Linked DNA regions of Mus musculus: region 2 is linked to region 1. Evidence: chromatin contacts called from ENCODE Hi-C or POLR2A ChIA-PET data. All regions are on one chromosome and are shown on one strand. The core of a region is the stretch at or near the end of the contact, and the rest is flanking DNA. Distances in the headings are between cores, read along the strand shown. Region 1 holds the start of Sned1 (sushi, nidogen and EGF-like domains 1). Region 2 holds the start of Pask (PAS domain containing serine/threonine kinase).

Evidence for each region. A loop is a pair of places that touch in the nucleus more often than their neighbours do. ChIA-PET counts read pairs that join two places held with the same protein, here RNA polymerase II (POLR2A).
Region 2: a map of gastrocnemius shows a loop between it and region 1 (2.9-fold over the local background). The contact joins the promoter of Pask here to the promoter of Sned1 in region 1. A Hi-C loop is called at or near these places in 8 of 37 maps with a recorded cell type or tissue (adrenal gland, gastrocnemius, heart and 1 more). POLR2A ChIA-PET finds 5 or more read pairs at or near these places in 3 of 5 experiments (Patski and embryonic stem cell).

The regions. Positions count from the first base shown.
Region 1 is chr1:93,234,643-93,237,154 of GRCm38, forward strand. It overlaps Sned1 (sushi, nidogen and EGF-like domains 1), which reads left to right and starts at 1,255. Exons shown (of 31, transcript NM_172463.4): 1 at 1,255-1,559. The coding sequence starts at 1,347.
Region 2 is chr1:93,341,533-93,344,044 of GRCm38, forward strand. Pask (PAS domain containing serine/threonine kinase) reads right to left here and starts at 1,256. Exons shown (of 18, transcript NM_080850.2): 1 at 994-1,256. Ppp1r7 (protein phosphatase 1, regulatory subunit 7) reads left to right here and starts at 2,096. Exons shown (of 10, transcript NM_023200.3): 1 at 2,096-2,179. The coding sequence starts at 2,128.

The DNA of each region.
Region 1 (2,512 bases), core at 5-2,504:
GCCTGGTCCCCGACGCTGAGGGTTGGGCGTATCACAGTGGTGAGTCTGCTAAGAACAGGATCTGTGTAAGCTAGGTACCCCTGACTGACACACGGAGAACTCTCTGCTATACTTGAAAAATAATATGCAATGTCCCTTGTGGAACTGAGACACAGCACATGCTTGTTAGAGAGATTTTGGGAAATCCAGAAAAATGCAAAGCCAGCACAAACCAGAATCTCCGGGGCAGCTGCTGCTACTTCTGTAGCTTTTCTTTTTCTTCCTTGCTTCTCTTTGAGAGGCAGCATCTTGTCTTTGGGGATCCCAGACTTGGCTTATAGTCACATTATCCAACAGTAGGATCTGGGTGCAGACAAGGTGGTGAGAACTGAGGCCCCCAAGAGGCGCCAAGGGGACACAGAAAAAGACCAGGTTGCACCCCTGAGGCAGGACAGCCACTTACAAAGCAATTCTTAAGAAGATCGAGAAAGGTTAAGGAGCCACAGCAACTAACTTGCCCCCAGGGCCTGGGTGACCAGCCTACCCCGCAGGTTTCCCTAACATTGTCCAGCTGTGCTGCATGACTGATCCCATAGGGGAAAGTCCTTACACGAGAGAAAGCTAAGTAAGTCTTCGAGTCTCCCAGACCCAAGGTTCATCCTCAGTGAAACCAGAAAAGGAATAGACCCTAGGACAGGTTTCAGCTGGTTCTGAAAGTTGATGTCCTAACTTAGGGCTGGGGTGTGGCCACGCAAGGTTTGTGTAAGTGTTGTAGGGAGAAGTGGCCCAGACTGGCATTCTGTCAGGAAAAGCCAGATGCTCTGGCCTGACAGGGACCCCAGAGGACACACAGGAAGCCTGTTCAAAATCAGGCCTTAGGGCAACAAGTCAGCTTCAGAACTGCTGGGTTTGCCCACGCTCCTCCTGTGGGCAGGCCTTAAGCTGGTGACAGGAGACTGTAAGTCCTCACCTCAACATAGCCCAAATGCAAGAGAGCAAAAGGGCCTCGGTTTGGAGGTGGAGCCAACCCAGTACTAGTTCGGCTTTAATGAGCCTCGACACAGAAGGGCCTGGGAGCTACGCTCCGCTCCCGCACCCTCCCACTCCGCGGACCAGCAAGTTAAAAATGCCACTATTTGCATGACCCCGCCTCTCCCCGCCCCTCCCGAGTGGCCGGCTGGGCAGGCTATTTAAACCCCGGTCCCCGCGTTAGGCAGGCGGTCCGCAGTCGTGCCTCACGCCTTCCTAAGCTGCGCGGGTCTCCGGAGTGCGACGCGAGCTAGCGGAAGGGAACTGTGCGGCCAGTCGGTCGTGCGGTGACTGCAGCCACCTGCCCGAGCCCCGTGGCCCGCCCTCAGATCCCGGCGATGCGCCTCGGCGCCGCCTGGGCGCTGCTGCTGGCCGCAGCCCTGGGGCTCGGGACGCGCGGGGTGCGCGCTGCCGTGGCCCTCGCCGACTTCTACCCGTTCGGCACGAAGCGCGGCGACACCGTCACCCCGAAGCAGGACGACGGCGGCTCAGGGCTGCAACCACTCTCGGTGCCCTTTCCGTTCTTCGGCGCCGAGCACTCCGGACTCTACGTGAGTAACCCCGAGCTCGAGGGGGCTCCGGGGAGGGCGCCGCTGCCCTCCACCCCAACTCTTGCCGCTGCCGCCGCCAGCAACTTGGCACCGCGGCAGCCAGAGGTGGAATGAGGACAGCGCTTCCTCTCTCCCGCGGCCAAGGCCGGACAGCGACTGGCGGGAGAGGCGTGGGCAGGGCGGGGCGAGCAACCGCCAGGGCACCTAGGCGACAGCCAGGCCAGCGGAACGCGGCGCGCCCCTGCTGCTCAAGGCCCGACCTGTTTGGGACGTTGGCAGAGTTCGACAGGCTTCCGCAGAGCTGCGGGTCCCCCAGTGCCTAGTGGGGAGCCTTCGATCCTGTTCCTTCACAGTGAGCTATGTGGTAGTAGGCACATGGCCTCTGGCCACAGTTACCCTAGTGGGGTATCTGGCTTGTGATGGTCTCAGCCCTCTCTAAGCCATTTCAACCTCACCCACAGTTAACACCCAAGGCCCACAGCCAGAAGGAATTCGGGCATGATTTGCTTAGTTGCAGGAGACCTGCGCTGGGCAGGGCTGGCAGCTAGGGGCAGTGTAGAGGGGCTTACCCCTTCCCCTCCCCATCTTAGTCCCCTGGAGGTTGGCCACCAAGATCAGACCCTCTAAACAGGGCTCCCAAGGGTAATTCCTCACTCCAGCCCCAGACACGAATGCTGGAGAGGTCTCAGTGGATTGCAGAACCTGAGTGCCAGCCTCCATGTTCTCAGGGTCTGACCCTGCGCCAGTCACCTGTGCACAAAGGGATGATCTGTAGTGAAATGAGCCTCCTGAATTACTCAAATCCACTTAGAAACGCCAGAGCCAACGTAGTCTATAGTTAAAGCACCATCTTCTCACACACCCTCTGCCGAATCCAACACCAATCACCATTAGCTCTACCAATGATTTTGCCATTAGTGCCACCACATCCACTATCACCGCCTCCACTGGCA
Region 2 (2,512 bases), core at 6-2,505, 110 kb after region 1:
AGCACAACCATGGATGACAGAAAACAACTTTCAGGAGTCACTTCTCTCTTTCTACCCATGTGGGTCCAAAATTGTCAGACCTTGGCAGCAAGTGCCTTTACCCACTGAGCCATAATGCTGGGCCCAAACTGTAGGGCTTTGTTTCCTTTTGGGGTTTGTTTTGTTTTTTGTTTTGTTTTGTTTTTGAGGCAAGGTCTCCAGAGTCGTTGGAAGTGCTGGGAAGAGAGGAAGACACCATCAGCCTGACAATTGGTATTTTTGTGTGAAGGTGGGTATTAAACCCAGAGCTAGTCACCTATTGGGCAAACCTTCCACCACTGACTGATAAAGTATGACTATTTGCCTTCACTATTCTGCATATTACATACACAGGCACATGCACTCAGTATGTGATCCTAAAAAGCAACAACTCATTATGAAATAAGAGATGAGTAGCGACAGTGTTCAAGGCTATATGTGACACCACCAGACTCAAACAAAATAAAGATGAGTAGGTGTTAGATAGCAGTTTTCAAGTAGAGTGTTTTAATGTGAAAGATGTACAGGCATCTTCTCTAGGTATCTAAATGCACTAATTACTGTTACAGCAAACAATGATACGATCATACCGTGGTTTTTCTACTTTTAAAACCAACCTATTGACAAAGTTAGGACATGTAATTATGGCTTCTAAATACACTGCCAAAGTCACAAAACCTTACTGTTTTTTTAGACCTTGTATGACCTCAGAATATATTGATATGAGATCTTAATTTATATAAAAAATACCATTCTTCAAACTAAATTGTTAATGCTACAAATTTTTATCTTAAAAGTAATTACAGGAACTGGGCGGCTCCCTTTGTTAAAAGTTTTTTTCTATGCAAGCATGAGGACTTGCGTTTAAATCTTTAACCACATAAAAAGCCAGACGTGGCTACACATAACTGTAATCCCGAAATTAGGGGGTGAAGATAAGTGACTCCCCAGAGCTCACTGGCCCGCTAGTCTAACCTTAAAGCAAAGCTTCCAGTTCAATCAGAGGCTTTCGGGCGCTGGCGGCTCTTGAGCGCGGGTCAAACGGCCAGAACCCGCCACCACTCTGGGGCCGGGGCTGGGCGGAGGGAGTGCGGGCGCGCGAGGAAAGGGCCAGAGCCACTCCACGACAATGCGTAACTAACACTCGCCGCCACCCGGAGGTTTTTCGAAGGCTGGTGTCTCACCCCAGGCTGGCGCAAGTCTCAGTCGGATTCACAACGTGAAGATCCGCGCGCTTCTGGCCCACCGACCAATCGCAGAACGACTTAGGCAGCATAACAAGGGACCAAGAACCAACCAGACACCCTGATGGGCGGACCTCAGTGAAAGCAAGCAGCTGAGCGCGCGCAAACAGTTGCTAGGGACGCACCGGACACCCACTACAGAGCCTCGGAGGAGCCAAAAGACCCGATTTCTTCGCGCCTTTCCCCCCCCTCCACGCCCCACTCCAAGTGACTGCAGTTTACTCTTACGGGAGAACCGAGGACGGTGAGCGACGTGCAGCCCTTCTTACGACGGCCACCTTTCCAAGGCGAGGACAGTGAGAAGCGGACGACACAGTGGCTCGCCGTGGGCTGGAGGCCGCAAACGTGAGCCCCAGGACCGGACCGCGGCCCCTCCCGCCTTCTCCAAGCATCCCCTAAAGGTGGCCTGTGGCACCAGTGTATCAGCACGCAGGCGCAGAATAAACTGGTTTCCCTCGCCTACCGGCTCACCGTGAAGTGAGGCTCCCGAAGTCGGGGGTGCAAGTCTAGTCGGCTTCACCTGTGGCCTGTAGAACTCTCCTGTCCGCAGTACCTCTACGCCTCCGAAGTTGGCATAGTGACTTGAGCGAATCCGCAAGCTTGAAGTGTCTCCCATGCTGCCTAAAGACTTTCCGGGATGTCTGCTTTCTTCGTGCTCGCCTAGACTCTACTCATTCATCAAACCCCTAACCCAGGTGGAGCCGGAGCCTGTGGGAACTACAATCCCCATGAAACACTGCGCCCGCGCAAGCATTGTCAGCTCGCGCTTCTATACTTTGTTCCATTGGCTGGCCTATTGGACCTGGAATCCTGATTGGCCCATGGCCTAAGGCGACAGATTCCGGAAAGGGAAAGAGCAGCCAATATGGCGGCAGAGCGCGGCGCGGGGCAGCAACAGTCGCAGGAGATGATGGAGGGTGAGCGGCCCCTGTGGGTGACCGGGGAGCGGCGAGCTTCGGGCTGGGCGGTCACGGCCTCTTGCGGGATCGGAATTCGGCCTCCAGCCTCCGGCCACAGCCACAGAGCTCTGACAGCTGCCAATATGGCTGGACAGCCAGGGAGGCTCGGAGCCCGGGAGTCCCGTCCCGAGGGCGGTAGCGGCCAGAAAGACAAGACCCTGGGGAAAAACGTGGCGCGAGCCCGCCCAGGGAGATTGGCAAGGAAGCCGTGGCTATAGGAACCTAGTCTTAAAGCTCCGAAGTTGACAGGCGAGGGGGCAGGGAACCGTCCTCCGTCAGCTCACTGGGAAA